Regions from separate parts of the Mus musculus genome. Here all the other regions are linked to region 1. Evidence: chromatin loops called from intact Hi-C (ENCODE). Cell type or tissue: heart. All regions are shown on one strand. Each heading gives the region's core, and the rest is flanking DNA. Links, peaks and the distances in the headings are about the cores only. Region 1 overlaps Itgal (integrin alpha L). Region 2 holds the start of Fbrs (fibrosin). Region 3 holds the start of Zfp764 (zinc finger protein 764).

Region 1 (5,842 bases), core at 553-5,552:
GTCCCCTGTGCCAGGACATAGCATCGGTGACCAACTCGGTGGAAGATACACTGTGGTGCGCAGGGTAGGTAGACCAGGTCAAGGACCCTTGCTGCATCTCGCTGGCTATGAGACCTCTTCCTGCTCTGTTGTTCACTTTACTCTTTTCGTTTAAATGAGAACAATAAGGACCGGTCGTGGTGGTACGTGTCTTTAGTCCTGGCACTCAGGAAGCAGAGGCAAGAGGATCTCTGTGAGTTCAAGATCAGCTTGATCTATAGAGTGAGTTCCAGAACAGACAGGACTACGTAGAGAGACCCTGTCACCCCCCACAAAAGATGAAAGACAATACCAGCTATTCATGGATGTAAAACTTAGCTGCTGTGTTAGTCTCCGTGGCCTCTGTAACAAAGCACCAAAGGCTGGTTGTCCTAAAATAACCTTGTCTCTATTGCTGAGATGCAACCCTATGGCCAAGGCTGCTTACAGATTGAAGGTTTATTTGGTCTTTGGTTCCAGAGGATAGATAGATTCTATCACTTCCCTCAACTGTAGAACTCTTGAAACATACATACTATTTTATTTACTCTTTGAGAATTTCATACATATGTAAAATTCTATTTTATTTGGGCTCTGGCTGTTCTAGAACTCACTCTGTAGACCAGGCTGGCCTCAAACTCACAGAGATCCGCCTGCCTCTGCCTCCCAAGTAGTGGGATTAAGGGTGTGCACTGTCAGTCCAGACTCAATATACAGTGTGTTTTAATTATTTTCCCACTCTCACCCTCTAGCTCCTTCCAGAACACCCCCCATGCCTCCTCCCAATGTCTAGCCCCCAATTAAAAAAAAAAAAAAGAATAGTCTGAGAACACTTATCACTGCCTGTATTCGTGTAGATGTGGGGCCATCTGCCGGAGTCAGATCCCTGAAATACAATGACTGTGACACTCAGGTTTATGCTTTCTACCTTGTTCGAAGGTCAATGTTGTGCCTTTTGCTCACTGTTCACCCAAATATCTCCTTTCTTATTTTTCCTTGGGTCTCCTTTGTCCCTCAGGCACAAACAGACAGGACCTGACATCCTTTAACATGGAACTCTCCTCCAGCGGGATCAGCGCAGACCTCAGCAAGGTGCACAGGAGGAGCTGAGGGGTGCTGAGGGATCTAACTGACTCAGCTGGCTCGGGATAGCACTCACCCTAGTCCTCTCCTTCCCTGAGCAGGGCCATGCAGTTGTGGGAGCTGTTGGGGCTAAGGATTGGGCCGGGGGCTTTCTGGACCTGCGTGAAGACCTGCAGGGTGCCACATTTGTTGGGCAGGAACCGCTGACCTCAGATGTGAGAGGGGGCTACCTGGGTGAGCACTTTGCCTTTCTGCTGGGTTTTTGTAGTTATTGTTATTTGTTTGTTTGTTTGTATTTCTGGTTGGAGAGGCCAGAGAGTAGCTCAAACCTGTTTTCAAAATAATAGTGGATTCTCTCTCATTCTCTCTTTCTCTCTCAGGAGGGGAAAGTCTGAGTCTTTCCTAGTCCAGGTTGGCCAGGAACGCACGGCAATCCTTTTATCGTAGCGTCCCAAATGCTAGATTACAGGTGTGAACTTTTTTTTTTTAATTAGACAAGCTGTTTTGTATTCTAGACCAGCTTGTATGAGCATGCCACAGGGAATGTGTGGAGGTCAGAGGTCGTCTTGTGAGCGTTTGCTCTTCTTCCTACCATGTGTGTTCATTTTTGATGGTCAGGGATCAAACTCAGACCATCTACTCTGGTGGCAATAGCCTTTGCCTGCTGAGCCTTCTCAACAGCCCAGTTTTATTTAATTTCAAGGATTCTTTTCATCTAGGCATGGCGATGATGGCTCGGGCCTGTAATCTCAGCATTTGGGAAGTCGAGGCAGGAAGATTGTGAATTCAGAGGACATCATGGCCTAAATAGAGAGATTCTGTCTTCAAAGGAAGGGGAGGGTGGGGGGATTGGAATGACAGGTCAGAGTTTAACTGTTTGTTGCTCATGCCCAGGACCTGAGTTCAGGTCCCAGCATCCACACTGGGTAACTGCACAACCACCTGTAACCCCAGCTCCAGGAACTCTCTTCTGGCCTCCCAAGTGTACGCAAACACACACACACACACACACACACACATACAGTAAAAAAAAAAAAAAAAAATCAGCCAAGTGGTAGGAGCACACACCTTTAATCCCAGCACTTGGGAGGCAGAGGTGGGCCAATCTCTGAGTTCTAGGACAGCCTGGTCTACAGAGTGAGTTCCAGGACAGCCAGGGCTACACAGAGAAACCCTGTCTCGGAAAACCAAAACCAACCAACCAAAAGTCATGCTAGGCACCGAGAAAAAGAAGCACGTCTGTCTGTCTGTCTGGTCAGAGTTGCCAGCGTTGGTCTGTTCATGCCCTGTTGAGGTCTCACCCTGCGCTGTTCTAGGCTTCTGGGCCACCTGAGGTGCTCTTCCCAGGCCGTCATGGGGCCTCAGCTGGTACTGTCCCTGCTCTGTCTGTGTCTGTGTCTGTCTGTCTGTCTGTCTCTCTCTTTCTTGTTGTCTAGATTATGCACAGGCTGAGAGGGGACATGGGATGATTTTCTCCAGGCCATACAGCTACAAAGTCAGAACACTGAGATTTGAGCCATGTCTCGGACTCTCCTCAGGTGTGTGCCTCATGGGTACATGAAGTGAACAGGGGTGAGGTGCAGTCTCTCCCAGCTCTTTGCCTCTGATTTGCTTGTTTTCAGTTGCTCTGCAAATAGAATCAGAATCTTGAACCATATTTACTTGTGTGTGTGTGTGTGCGCGCGCGCGCGCGCATGTTGTGGGGGCAGTGACCAAAATTCCCAACCTGAACTCACTATGTAGACCAGGCTGGCTTTAAACTGAAAGATATACCTGCTTCTGCCTCCTGAGTGCTGTGGTTAAAGAGCTTGGAACCATATTTACTTTGCGTTATTCATTGTGGCAACACCTGGAGCAGCAGCTGGGGGCATGTGCTGTCTTCTTCCTGCCAAGCTTATCAAGTGACCTTGGCCACAGCAGTGGCTTAGAGGACTCCATAGCCTGTTTGTTCTGGTCTTGTCACCTACAGGTACCTCTGCCTATGCAGTGGTCAGGGGAGCTGGCTGACAGTGTAGGCCAGGCTTGTTTCTCCTGGGGGGCTCTTCTGCCTCCAGAGCCACAGTAGCTTGGGGCACCAGAAAGTGACATGAGAATCATCTTCGGGTGGCTGTGGCTGTCATGTAGCATTGCTTGTGTAACTTTCAAAGCCTTGGATTTGGTTTCAGCTCTGGGAAGAATGGGGGCTTCTTTTTTAGTATTCGGTGCCATCTTGGTGGAAATATTTTTGATTCTGAGAGAGATTTATATATATTTTATTATATGTGTATAGTTTTGTCTGCATGTATTCCTGTGTACCACATGCATGCAGTACCCTTGAAAACCAGGAGAGGGAGACATATACCCTGGAATTGTGAGCCACTATAGGTACTGGGACTAGAATCTGGGTTCTCTCTGGGGAGGGGGTGGGGATCAGCCAGTGTTCTTAACTTCTGAGCCAGTTCTCCAGCCTTAAAAAGGGTTTTGAGCTAACTTGTTTAAAATGGAAGTTTCTCAAGTGTCCTCCCTTCCCTTTCTTTTCATGTGAGTGGCTGGCGTGGGACTGGCGGATCCCCTGCTTTGGCCCTGGAGTACGAACATGCATCAGCTCTTTGTTTTCAGTGTGCACATCAACTCTGCAGGGCTTTCTCTGTGCAACCCTGGCTGTCCTGGAACTTCCTGTGTGGACCAGGCTGGCCTCGAACTCAGAGATCTGCCTGTCGCTGCCTCCTGAGCGCTGGGATTAAAGGCGTGCACCTTCATGCCCAGCTCTTTGCCCTCTTCTTCTGAGCATATTGTATAAATTACTTATCTTGTTGCTAAGGCAATAGATCTGAAAAGCTAGCAAAAGGAAGGAAGGGTTTAATTTTAGCTCAGAGTTTATGAAGGGGCACAGCACACGGTGGTGGAGCCATGGTGGCAGGAGTTGGAGGTAGGTCTCCATTCATCTGTAGGTTGATTACTGTTTTTATTCCGTCCAGGAGCTCAGCATGAGACAATATTGCCCACGTCCAGGGCTTGTTTCCCCTCTTTGGTTGTCTAACTAAAAGGTCGGAGAAATGGCTTGGTGATTTAGAACACTGGCTACTCTTGCAGAGGACTGGGGTTTGATTCCCAGCATCCACATGGTGGCCCACAGCCATCTGTAACACCAATTTCAAGGGATCTGAGACCCTCTTCTGGTCTCCATGGTTGCTAAGGATGCATATGGGACACATATGTATATGCAGGTAAAACGCTCATGTACATGAAGCAAAATCAATCACACCTCAGCAGATCTACTGTGTCCAAAGCAGATAGATGGCTGGCTGCTTCCCGGGTGAGCATGTTGTTCACACTTGAACAGTGCTGGGGCGGCAGTGCATATGGCCGCCCCGCAGGTAAAATGTCGTCTGGCTATTTCCGTGCATCGCGGTTGTGAGCTCAGTGTCTTGGGCTCTCTTTCTCCCAGCAGCCTTTGCGCTTCTAACTCCAGATGCCTCCCCTGTTCTATCAGGTTACACTGTGGCCTGGATGACCTCCCGGAGCTCCAGACCCCTGCTGGCAGCAGGAGCCCCACGGTACCAGCATGTGGGACAAGTACTGCTTTTCCAAGCCCCAGAGGCTGGAGGACGTTGGAACCAAACCCAGAAGATAGAAGGGACTCAGGTGAGAGTGGCATGAGTAGATTGCTGTGTCCTGCAAACACGGTACGTGTGTAGAATGAGTCATGTTTGCTGCTCAGAGCAGTCTGGGAGGTAAATGCCATTTCCCGACTCTGTCATAAGCTCTGGAGGCTCCAGGGGCCCAATGTGTCTCAGTTCACATGAGCTCAGGACTTGATTCTGCATTTGAGGTGGTGGGGGAGGTGGACACGGTACAGCTGTAGGGTCGGAGAGGACCTGCACCTCTCCCTGGCCTCGTTGACTCTTCCTCAGATGTCTTGCTGTCCTCACAGATCGGATCTTACTTTGGTGGGGAACTATGTAGTGTTGACCTGGACCAAGATGGCGAGGCAGAGCTGCTGCTGATTGGAGCACCCCTGTTCTTTGGGGAGCAGAGAGGAGGCCGAGTGTTCACTTACCAGAGAAGACAGGTGAGAACTGGGACCCCAGCAGTGAGGCAGAGCAGGGTGAAGGTGTGAAGTCCTGCTCAGGTCTGGGCTATTCTGAAGCGCTCTTCTCCTCCACTATGCCAACCACACTTACAACAAACAGCAGCTTATAGTTGTGGTCTATTGTGCAAGACTGGGTGCCAAGCACCCGTACACACAGCCTCATGTTGTTGTTTGACCATCTTCTAAGCATCTACAATTCTTATGTTACAAATGGGAGCACAAGGCTAAGGAGACTCCTGTCATGCTTCAGTGTCACCAGGGCAAGCAGACAAAAACAAACTGTGCTGTACCTAGCCCAGGTCAGCCTGACAGAATTGATGCCTTGAGGGGCCTGGCCACACATTTCTTTTGTGCTCTCTAGTGTATTTACCACAATGCCACATTCTGGGGAAGTTTGCTGTGGCTGAGAGGTTAATGTGTGTCTCCTTCCCAGTCGCTGTTTGAAATGGTCTCAGAGCTACAGGGTGACCCTGGCTACCCGCTTGGTCGGTTTGGAGCCGCCATAACTGCCCTGACGGACATCAATGGGGATAGGCTGACTGATGTGGCTGTGGGAGCCCCTTTGGAGGAGCAGGGGGCTGTGTACATCTTCAATGGGAAGCCTGGTGGGCTCAGTCCCCAGCCAAGCCAGGTAAGGTACTCTGCCTGTCCATCAAACTGGGATCCCAC
Region 2 (5,773 bases), core at 774-5,773, 170 kb after region 1:
CACAACTCTTACATCATAGAATGAAAAGGCCTTGGAACAGGTTAAGGCCTTGAAGATGTTATTTACTCCTCCCAAATGCTGCCATCGCCAACTTAGGACAATCTATCATAGAGAGTCGACCGGCACAAAGTCTGTTAGGGAATTTATCACTATTTTATATCGACAAGAAAACAAGGGTTGTCAAGGAAATGTCCACATTAAAAGAACAGCCAGGGCCAGTGAGATGGCTCCACTGAAAAAGCGCTTGGTACATACATAAGCTTAGTAACCAGAGTTTGATCCCCAAAACCCATGAACATGTTGAAGACTCTACAAAGTTGTCCTCTCGTCTCAACATACATCTAATGGCACTCGCACCCTCACATACATCATGCCCACACACTAATGATACATTAAACAATCAGATCAGAGTGGTACAACCTAAGTGCTGCAGTTGGTGGCACAGTGGCCAGGACCTTCACTCTGGAGCTAGAATCCTGGCAGTTTGTATACAGATACCTTTGGTAAAATGGATCGGAGAGCAAATATTTACCTCGGAACTCATTACCAAGTGAATTAATGTGAGAGAGTACTTCGCACTGGAGTGCAAAGTGTTTATTATTGTTGAGCACAGGAAGGGACGGCCACTGGGAGCTTGGTCTCCGCCCCACCTCTGACTCTCGCGGATCGTGCTTGGGTTTTCTGAGACGCCACGGTAGACAGATCCGCCCAAAGACGGGCAGAAGGCATTAGCGCCATGCGCTTGCGCGAAATACCAACAGGCAAAAAGGCAGCCACTACACACCAGAAAAGCGCACCTAGGACAGCCTAACGCCTACCAGTGGCCTGCTGCCTACCACTCCAGGCACCACCTCCCAGTGCCTCGCACTGTCTCTCAGTAGATGGCCAATAAACAGAGAGCAGGAAGAGGCGGGTGGCCTAAGGAACTGCTCCAAACACCTACTTCGGACCAGTCCAGTCACAAGACCTGGGGAGGGCGGGGCTAACCTGACAACCCAATCCCACATTTGAAGGCTGTTACGTCCGGCACTCCGGCGACTTTGACTCCGCCCTTTGCATTGACGTTTACTTGCCAACCTATAAACGACTGAGCCTCGGAGGGAGGGGGAAGGAGGCGGAGAGAGGAAGGAGGCGTTGGCTGAGGAGGAAGAGGGAGGAGGGGCAGGGAAGTTCTGGTGGAGAAGAGCCGTAGACGCCGAAGAAGACAACAGGAGGATACGGCGGAGTTCCTCACTGTCCAGTGGCCTTTCCGGATCCTTCTAGCTACAAGCCGGTTAGGAACGGAGGAAAGGAGGAAGAGTCTTTTATGTCGGAGGACAGAGAGAGAAGCTCTATCCGTCACCGTTGCCTCACATCCGGGACTTTGGACGGCAGGCTCCGCCCCCTTGCACCTTTCAAGGCTACGGGAGGCGGAGACCTCGTTAAATCTCCTTAAAGGGGTGGGTACCGAACTCGGCCGACTCCAACGCCAGTCTTAAAGGGGACAGCAGAAGCTGACAAACAACTCCTGCTGGAAGAATTGGGGCAAGTGGAGTTTTCCTACCTCCTGCCCCACGCAAGAAGTTCATTAAATTCATCTTAAAGGGGAAGTGACAGCCTGTGAAGGGCTAGAAACTTAGCTACGCTCTCTAAAAAGGGACGACTCGCTGTTTGAAGGCCTCTGGACTCTTTAAAGGGGTGGCCTCTTTCAGCCGGAGGACTTGAGACACTTTTAAAGGGGAAGTCGTGCTTTCCGCCCCTTTTAAAGGGGTGGTCCTTCCTCTTCCTCTGGGAGACTTGCCTCGACCCCTGGCACGGGGCCGCCACCGCACTAGACCAGCCGGACACGGTGGAGTCGTCTTAAAGGGGCCGGGGGCTGGACAATTTGAGGCCTCGCCTTAAAGGGACGGCCGCCCAGTTTTAGTCGTCGCGGCCCCGCCAGCCCTACAGGGGGGGCCTTCAGGCTTGTCGCCCCGGGGGCGGCGCCGGCTCTCTGGGCCTTGGCCTTGGGGCAAGCCAGAGGCCAGCGGATCCTGTTTTAAAGAGGAAGCCGGAGCTCTCCCGTCCCTGTGCAAGCGCCAGCGCCGCGCTCGCGACCCGGGGCCTGTGGACAGGCCGCTTCGGGCCCCGCCGCCTCCGGATGCGGCGCTGAGGGCCGTCACCATGGAGACGGCCGCGGCCCCAGGCCCGGGCTGGGCAGCTGAAGGGGAGCGGCGACGGAGACGCTGCTCGCGGCGAGACCGTGATCGGGAGCAGCGGCGCCGCCGAGGTCCAGGCGGTGACGCGCCCCGGGCCTTGTTGGCCGCCCCGCGAGGCTCTTCATCCTCCTCGTCACCGCCGCCGCCCGCCCGTCCCTGGTCGTCAGCTTCATCTGGAGAGCGGCCTGGGGGCCTACGACGGCGGCGGCCCCGACCCAGGCCTCGACCCCCGAGACCGCGAGCTCGGAAGCGGCCTGCCGGTTCGGGCAGCCGCGGAGAGGAAGAGGACGAGGAGGAAGAGGGGGGCGCAGACGACGGAGAAGCCGAGGAGGAGCCTGAGGAGGAGGAAGAGGAGGAAGACCTGATCGATGGTTTTGCCATCGCTAGCTTTGCCAGCCTTGAGGCCTTGCAGGTGTGCCCTAATGGGATTTGGGGGTCTTTGGGAGGTGGGTCAGAAGGGCAGAGAGAAGGGTATAGCCCTTACAGAGGATGGGGTTGAGGGGGCAGTGGTGACACCCCAAACCAGAGCAACCGGCTCCTCTTGCCGGGTTTCTGCCCCACCCTGGGGTGGGAGGAGGTAGAGCTAGTGTCTGGGGACTACCTAGGTTCCCCTGCTTGAGAGGCACTTGAGTAACTTGGTCACCCTTAGAGAGTTAAGGAGCTTTTCTTTCTCCAACCACATTTCCACCACCTCTTCTACAGAAGGATGCATCTCTTCAGCCCCCAGAACGACTGGAACATCGGCTGAAGCATTCTGGGAAACGGAAGAGGGGGGGCTCCAGTGGGGCCACTGGGGAACCAGGGGACAGCTCAGACCGTGAGCCTGGCCGACCCTCTGGGGATAGGCCCCGTAAATGGCCCAATAAGCGAAGAAGGAAAGAGGTGAGCATGTCCCAGATTCCAGTCCTTCCAATTTGTTCAGTCGGAATATATCATTCCTGTAGACTGACTTCCCACGAGCATCACAACTGCCGATCCCAGCAGTAATCCTAGTGTCTAGGAGCACAGGGGAAGGCAGAACAAATTGGACAGCAGCCCCATCTCCAATCCAGGTCTGAAGGACCTAACTAGAGTCAAACTCACTTGCTTTTGCTTGTGCTATGTATACTACTAACAAGCTGATAATTCAAGAGATACATCAAAGACAGCTGAATTATAAATAAGAGATGTCCTGTCCTTTCCTCTAGCTGGTGGCAGCCTAAGGGGAAAGAAACAGCCAAAAAGCAAGCACCTAGACTAGCTTGAGCAGCTGTGTAAGGCAGTGATCTGGGAGAGATCTAGGCAAAGTGCTACAGAAACCCACATGAGGAAGCCACTCATTCTGTCTGGGGGATGGGCAGAGGGTTGCGGTTAGGGAAAGCCCCCTAGAACGTCTTGGGCCCCAGTGTAGTCAGAAGTTTGCTGAGGAAAGAAGTGAGGAAAAGTTGTTTTGAATACAGTTTTAAGATTTGAGAACCTAGAGTATTAGGAAAATAGTAAGCTGGTTGGTAGCGGAGGTGGAAGTAAACAGAGAAACAAGAGCATGATGGAGAGTAGCTTTTAAGTCCTCTTGAAGGTCTTGCTGGGAGTAGTGGCTTTGTACAGTTGCTTGGTCAGTCAGCCTCCCTTACTTCTGGACTCTGGTCTTTCTCAGGCCTTCTCCCGTCACTCTCTGGAAGCTGGATATATAGTAAGTGTCACCTACCTGTAATGGCCCATCCCTTCCCTGTTGGGTCCCTCTCCTATCCCCTGATGTCTTTCTCTTTATCTTCTCAGTGTGACGCAGAAAGTGATCTGGATGAGAGGGTGAGTGGGGCCAGGAGCTGTTGGGTGGGCACTATTGTGGGGGTTTAAGCAAGCAGCCTGCAGTTTGAACAACTCCCACAAACAATAGACATCCTTCCTAAATGGGAACATGGGGCATATTGAACCAGAATTAAGTTTTGAGGAGGAAGGGAGAGAAGAAAAAGGTATTGGGTTGAGAGGTGAGGCCACAGTGTCCATGTGTTTTTGAAGGGTCAGTTCTCCTTCTAACATGGGGTGGAACTCAGGCCATCAGGCGTCACAAGTGCTTTTACCTGTTGAGCTATCTTGATGACCCTGGGCTTTTTTTTTTTTTTTTTTGGTTTTGTTTTTATTTTTTGGTTGTTGGTTGGTTTTGTTTGATTTGAGGGTTTGTTTGGTTTGTGTTTTGCTTTTAATTTTGTGTGTGGGTATTTTGTCTGCATGTATGCCTGCATATCCTCAGGAACTGGACAGTTGTGAGCCTCCATGTGGGTGGTAGGAGTTGAACCTGGATCTTCTGCAAGAACAGCCAGGGCTCTTAACTGCTGATCTGTCTCTCCAAACATGCCACCCCTCCACCCACATGGGTTTTTTTTTGTTTTGTTTTGTTTTTTGTTTTTTGTTTTTTCAAGACAGGGTTTCTCTGTAGCCCTGGCTGTCCTGGAATTCACTTTGTAGACCAGGCTGGCCTTGAACTCAGAAATCCGCCTGCCTCTGCCTCCCGAGTGCTGGGATTAAATGCATGCGCCACCACGCCCGGCAGCAGTTTTTGTATGATTAGAGTCTTGTAGTGAGGACATCAGACCATGGTTGATGAGTGCAGATACCCATCCTGGAAAGCTCTTTCAGTTTCTCATTAGTGACTGTTGGGAGATCATGTGCCCTTGACGGTGGTGTTTCACCCCTTTACTTCCATAAGAAACTACATTTATACTCCTGAGGCTTGTCTTTTTTTTTTTCCTTCTCACAGTTTTTAGAAAGTGATTATGGTGAGCTAAAGGGTTGTGGTCTACCTACAGGACTGGGGTCACTATCCAATTTTAACTAATTATTGCTACATGAGAATAGGGGAGTATTGTCAAAAGGCCTTCATCTGTGTTTTAACATGGGCTTTCCAGCTCTGATCAGTTTTAAGGGTTTGGTTTGTTACTTCATTTTGGTTTTGGTTTGTCTGTTTCATTTTGGGTTTTGTTGTTGTTGTTGTTAATATTTTCAAACCATACATATCAGCAGGCCAGATAGTGTTTTGAATCAGCAGTTAGTCTAGTTTGTTTTTTAAAGATTATTAGGACCAGTCATAATGATGTATATCTTTAATCCTAGCACTCAGGAGGCAAAGGCAGGCGGGTCTCTGAGTTTGAGACCAGCCAAGGCTACATATTGAGACCCTATCTCAAAACAAACAAAAAAGATTCTTTTATTACTTTTTAATTATGTATATGTGTCTGTATGAGTGAGTACAGATGCCTACAGAGACCAGAGGAATCAATTTCCCCTGAACCTGGAGTTACAGGCCGTTGTGAGCTACCTGACATGGATACTGGGAATCTAACTTGGGTCTAGTTCTAACCACTTAGCCATCTCTGCAGCTCTCCAGCAGTTAGTCTTAGTTGACATTACTTTGATCTGCTGTCATCTTTACCATCTCTGGCATAGCAGAATTTGGGCCTCAGTGGCCTACTCCCTTCTTAAGTCCCCTAAAGCCAACAACATTCCAATAGATGACAGCTAGGCTGATGACCTAGACAAGTCTTCAACACCTAACCCTGCTCTGCCTCTCACCAGGTCTCAGATGATGACCTCGACCCTTCCTTCACTGTCTCGACCAGCAA
Region 3 (5,842 bases), core at 244-5,243, 98 kb after region 1:
AAAATCCACTGTCTTCCAGACCTGGTTCTCTCCTTCCAATGCTGAAATCAACTCATGGGAGCTGTAGCTGTGATCTGATCTGAACCTCGAGTGTGTGTGTGTGTGTGTGTGTGTCTGTCTGTCTGTCTGTCTGTCTGTGACAGAGGGCAGCCTTAAAGTTCTGAACATCCTTGTGCCACCAGCTACCAAGGGCTGCAAGCAAGCATGTGCCAGCACACACAGTGTATGGAGTGCTGAGAATGGACCACAGAACTCTTCTGTCTTGTTTGCTGGGCTGAATATTTTGGATTTTTTCCAGAGAACCTACAAACTTGGGCCTTTGGTACATGTGATAGATACTTTGGTTTTTAAACTGTAATTAATTACAGTTATTAATAAATAAATAAATTCATTTATGTTTATATGCAGTCTCAGGTGACCCAAACTGGTCTCAAATTTCTGATCTTCCTGTCTCTACCTCCCCAGTGGGGGAATCACAGGCAGGAACCACCACACCGGGCTCTTGACCAGTAACTCAATCCCGGAGAATGCAGCTGGCTCAACCCACACAGAGCCATCAACTTTAGCCTCTGCATTAAAGACACAATGACTTCAACGAGGCTCTCTTCATCCTCAGGCCTATCAATACTTCTGAGCCAGGAAAAGGCCCTCGCTTCTCATGGAGCTCTAGTAGGGTTGCCCAGCCCAGCCCAATAGATGTAAAGACGACAGTACATCCGGAGTGTGTGCAGATGCATCTAGAAATCACCAAAAAGACTGTACCCGGTGCCCAGACCAGCAGTACCTAGAACGTCTGTGACTTCCGGAAGATGACATAGGTTCAACCCTCTGGACCTCAAACAATGTACATATCTCACCCTCTATGTTGACGCCTTTAAGACCATCACCCACACTTTCTGAATATCTCTGGGTAATGCTAGAAGCCCACAGGTGGATCCGGGTCCTCTTGTCTAGGGTCCAGGGATATAGATAACTGACGGGCTTTTTTGTCCTTATGGCCTTTAGCTCCTGGTCTATGGACCCACTGGTGGCTTGTCATAGCTGACTTTGTGCGAAACTGCCTGCCACATTGAGGGCAGGGGTAAGGACGCTCGCCAGTGTGGGTCCTCCTATGGGCTGGAATTTCAGAGCTCTGGCGAAAGCAGCGACCACAATCAGGGCATGAATAAGGCTTTTCACCTGTATGGATGCGCATGTGGCGCCGAAGATATTTGGAATCCGCAAAGGCTCTGCCACAGTGAGTGCAAGTGAAGGGGGTCACACCACTGTGTACCACCCGCTGGTGCTCACGGAACGCAGATCTCTGGCTGAAGCAGCGTCCACAATCAGCACAACAGTAAGGCTTCTCCCCAGTGTGGATACGGAGATGGGCAATGAGGCCAGAGCGACGTGTGAAGGCTCGGCCACAGTCAGGGCAACAATGAGGCCGTTCCCCTCTGTGTATGGCCCGGTGAGAGCTCAGGGAAGAAGACCGGCTGAAGGATTTGTTGCAGTCGGGGCAACAAAATGGTTTTTCACCTGTGTGAGTATACATGTGTGCCACCAATGTGGACCGCTGGGTAAAACTCTTCCCACAGTCAGGACACTGATGCGGCCGTTCCCCTCGGTGTATGGCTCGGTGCATGGTCAGGGAAGAAGCCCGGCCGAAGCATTTGTTGCAGTCTGGGCACTGAAACGGCTTTTCACCTGTGTGAGTGTACAGGTGCTCCACCAATGTGGGCCGCTGGGCAAAACTCTTCCCACACAAATGGCACCCGTGACGCTTGTCTGCCCTTAGGACCGTGGCTTGAATTCCACTAGCGGAGCCAGCAAATGAGAGTTGTGGCTCCTTCTGCCCAGGTTCTGGAGAAAATGTCTTCTGCATTGCTTCAGTCTCTTCTCTTGGTCTCTTCCTTTCCTTCTCGTGCCTGCAATCTGCTGGGAGACCATGAAAAAAGCTCAGACTCTGACTTCTACTGCCCCTTAATTTCCACAGCGCCACATGGGGACAGACTGGACACAGGACGGTAGAGACCACCGCATCTGAGCATGTGCGGTGCACAGATGTCCAGATGCAGCATAAAGAAAGGGGTCTGTGTGGTCCCCAATCCCAAGTGCAGTTGTCTAAGAAGCACTTGTCAGAGGTGGACAGCAAGAACTGAAGGAGACTCCAGAACGCAGTCACAGAGATAGTAGCAGAGAAGAAGTGGGAACGAGGGGCTACAACCTATACAGCCTAATGACCCTGTAGATATGAGGTGAGAGCACTGGACAGAACAATCACAGCCCCTTTTCAGATGAATCCAGGAGCCAGCCATCATGGCTTTGGCCAGGAAACAGCAAAATAAGAAGAAACTGCCAGGCAGTAAGTGCAGTCACTAGAAGACACCACACAGGCTGGCAACACAGAAGTTTCCCCAGGCAAGTACCCAGTCCTTCACCTGAGTGGACTTCTGTCCTGCACATGGCCACCTCTGGATCCTGTGCACAGGGTCCCCACACTTCGGACTCTTCCTCCACCCAGCAGATGAGTGCTGGTTTGGCGCCTCCAAGTCCTGAAGGGAAAAATAGCAAACCCACTAGTCAAGAGGACAACCCACTTGGTTCCGACCGCCCGTGCCCAGGTCTCTCTGCTGCCACGCAGGACCCACGGTGTCACGTGAGGCGCGAACACAGGCGGCCAGGAAGGTTCTCACCGAGAGAGGCCAGGAGACCATAGGTCTCGCGCATCACCTCTCGGTACAGGGCTCTCTGCGCCGGCCGCAGACACCTCCACTCCTCCGGGGAGAAGTACACGGCCACGTCCGCGAAGCTCACAGCCTCGGGTTTACAGGACGCAGGCGGAGCCCAGGCCCTTCCCCGGGCCATCCTCTGCGCCATGGGGACTCCCCGCACAGTCCCTGGGTCAGCCCCGCACGCCTGGGATTGCCTTCTCAGTTCACGGTGTCCGTGGTCGGGTACCAGGGCTGAAAAGGGACAGGAACCAGGTCTGTGGGCACCTTAATGTAGGTGAAAATTGAAAACTGATAGGAGCACAGCGGAGATTTCAGGAAGACCGCGTAAAAATGTGGACTTGGGCGCGGCATCTCAGGAACTATGCTCCCTAGCGGTCCTGCCCAGGGTTGCATTACTTGACTTCCTGCATCAATTTCTTCCAGCCCTCATCAAAAATGGCCACAGAGTCTACAAGTGCCAGTCTGAGAACAAATCCCAGGCAGACAGGCCCACATGAGACTGCCTGCCTGTGAGGACCACATACAGGGAGGGTTTTATGGTCTCAGAAGACCCACAGCCCTCTCAAGGTCAGCTAGGTGGAAGCGGCCTGTGAATAGATGTTTAGTATTTTATTTGTGGTCAGTGTTCATCTCGGAGCTAGAAGCAAGCCTGTGGAGGGAGACCTGTTAATAAGCTATTAAATGAAGCAGGCCTCCAGTTGTGGTGGTTTTATCAGCTTGGTCTTCAAATCTCAAACTAGTTGAGGAATACTGACTGCTCCTGATACAGATCAGAGATCACAGAGCTGATCTTTGATCAGCCAGGACACCTGGGACATTCCAGACCATCCAATCTTCTAAAAGGTTAAATGTACTCCTGCCCATCTGGATTTCTTTGCCTCACTCTTAGCAGGGAGTTAAGATTTCTGGGCCATTTGTGAGAGTCCGGGGAGGAATGAGGTCCAACTCACAGTAAGGATTTAAGTCTGACTCATTGTTATTTTAATATAAGAATACCTACCTATGAAAGGAATATTATCCTATTTGTCATCATTCAGAGCTGTTTGTGCTTTATAAAAAAAAAAAAGAAAAAGAAGCCAGGGATATGTTGGTGGAGGCACAGTGTGGTGTAGGTGAAGGGGGTGCCTCTGAGAGCTCATTTGAGTCCTCCCTTCCCCCCGGAGGTACCAGCTTATGATGGTACAGTATAGAATAGAGTTTATTTAAGGCATGGGGTGGAGAGTTGATGGCTTAATAGAGACAGATGAAGAGAGACAGAGAGAGAGGGAGAGAAGGAAAGGTGAGAAAAAGAGAAGAAAGAGAAAGAGAGAGAAAAGAGAAGTGGAATAGAACACATGGAGGGGGGAGGGGAATGAGGAGAGAAGGGACAGAGCAGAAGAGGGTTAGAGAGCAAGAGAGCAAAAGGTGTACACTGTAGCTGTGTTCAGACACACCAGTAGAGGGGGCATCAGATCCCCATTGCAGATGGTTGTGAGCCACCATGTGGTTGCTGGGAATTGAACTCAGGACCTCTTGAAAAGCAGGCAGTGCTCTTAAGCACTGAGCCATCTCTCCTGCCCTGAAAATAGTTTTAATCCCCAACCAACTGCACCACCAGAGTGGGAGGAGGGGTGACCCAGGGTTATGAGATCGCTATCAGCTCCCCCAGTTTCATACAGCATATACCTTCTAATGTGTGGAACAAGGCTATGGTGAACAGGATGTCGCCCTATAAATGATTGATCTTAGACAGTTTAAAGAGGCCACTGTTTTTATATGGGATGCATATGCCTTGTGTAAATTCTAAATAACTAGGCTACCCAAATATTCCCCGAGCTTGTTAGGGATTGGTGGCAGCTGCACTAGGGTCCACCCACTGTTGCAATGGTTAACATGGTGGAAGGAAGGACATGTGAGTATTGAACAGTGAAACAAAGCACAGAGAATGAATATGGGGAAAGACCAGTTACTAGTTGAAGGCAGTACTTTAAGATACAAAACAGATCAAACGTAATGGTGCTGCCGTAGAACACTGCCGCTTAGCAGCTTGAAGAACTCGGGATAAAGCTGAACCTGAGAAAAGGTCCACCTTGTTTACAAAGCGTATCCAAGGCTCTGCAGAAGCCTTCACTGATTTGAGATTTGATTTTTCTTTCAAAGATGAGTCTCAGCTGTGAGCAAAGCCCTGCCAGACCCTGAATTGAGGCAGGCATCGATAGAGACCTTAAAATTTGAAAATTCAAATACCAAATGTTAAGAAAACAAAACAAAACATTAAAGGTGCGGGCAGCAGCTATGGATGAGTGGATAAGGGGAATAACCAATATTAGTTCTAAGGTGCAGTATGCTAATATCAAAGGTCAAGGTGTAACTAGGGGTCTCCAATATCAAACTGCCCAGTGTGTCAATTGCAGGGAATGCAGTCATTTGCAAAGACACTATGACCAAGCCACTAAAGGTCTCAAATCTCAAAATGCTTGGCACTTTCACTGTGGGAAATATGTTCATTTGCAACAAAAGTGTGAACAAGGCATCTCTAAGGGCAATGGTTCTTCTAAATACGAACCAGAAAGAAGGCCTAGGCTTCTAGGGGGTGTGCAGGCAATGTGTTTGGGTTTGCCATTGGACTGGTGAGTGCAGGTGAAGAGAGATATTCAAGGTAATGACTTAGGGTTGATAAATGGCCTTGGGGCATGGAGCCCACCCCAACACCGGAACAAAATATGGGTTGCTTGTCCATTGTCATCCAAGGAGGAACATACAGACCCAAAACCTCAACTGAGTAGTGCAGTTCTAATTCATGCTACAACAGACAGTGCTGCTATGGAGCTGGCCACTTACTCTATCCCCCATAATTCAGTGTTATAAAATATCTACTGGAGTTTATGGTCCTTTGACCTTGGGGACAGTAGAAATGATCTTGGGAAGCAGTAGAGTTACTTCCCAGGGGTTATTGTGCCTCCAGGAATTATAGGTGAAGATTTCAAATGAGAAATTAAAATTATGGCCTATGTAAAAAAAAAAGATGCATTTTAATGCAGGTGAGAGGATTGTTCAGCTGCTGCTGTTTTTCTGCGTCAAAGGCAAAGCTGTTTCAGTGGAAAGAGCAGGAGAGGTCTCCTTAAAGCCTTGGCCACTGACCCAAAAAG

The links. Peaks named below come from ENCODE experiments on the same cell type or tissue, not always from the same donor. Only the 100,000 strongest peaks of a DNase experiment are listed, where the experiment ranks them.
Region 2: it touches region 1 in a loop (2.0-fold over the local background); 8 of 42 quality-filtered maps call a loop at or near these places.
Region 3: a loop joins it to region 1, with 2.1 times the contacts of the local background. A loop is called at or near these places in 2 of 42 quality-filtered maps.

The regions. Positions count from the first base shown.
Region 1 is chr7:127,305,612-127,311,453 of GRCm38, forward strand. It overlaps Itgal (integrin alpha L), which reads left to right. Exons shown (of 31, transcript NM_001253872.1): 10 at 1,037-1,110; 11 at 1,203-1,335; 12 at 4,574-4,725; 13 at 5,015-5,152; 14 at 5,607-5,804. Among named protein-coding and RNA genes, the nearest start is that of Itgal, 12 kb to the left of the region's middle. In heart, for the core only: a CTCF peak has its summit at 3,418 (motif pointing right); no DNase peak of the experiment used is centred there; H3K27ac peaks cover 256 bases; H3K27me3 peaks cover 264 bases.
Region 2 is chr7:127,477,057-127,482,829 of GRCm38, forward strand. Fbrs (fibrosin) reads left to right here and starts at 1,902. Exons shown (of 18, transcript NM_010183.2): 1 at 1,902-2,589; 2 at 2,880-3,059; 3 at 3,811-3,846; 4 at 3,933-3,962; 5 at 5,727-5,773. The coding sequence starts at 2,143. In heart, for the core only: a CTCF peak has its summit at 793; DNase peaks (open chromatin) are centred at 905, 1,395, 1,815, 2,915 and 2 weaker places; H3K4me3 peaks cover 3,238 bases; H3K27ac peaks cover 2,399 bases.
Region 3 is chr7:127,403,746-127,409,587 of GRCm38, forward strand. Zfp764 (zinc finger protein 764) reads right to left here and starts at 3,077. Exons shown (of 3, transcript NM_146203.4): 1 at 2,676-3,077; 2 at 2,421-2,534; 3 at 1-1,914. The coding sequence starts at 2,859. The coding sequence ends at 917. In heart, for the core only: CTCF peaks have their summits at 3,077 and 4,170; DNase peaks (open chromatin) are centred at 556, 2,696, 2,766 and 3,126; H3K4me3 peaks cover 1,200 bases; H3K27ac peaks cover 906 bases.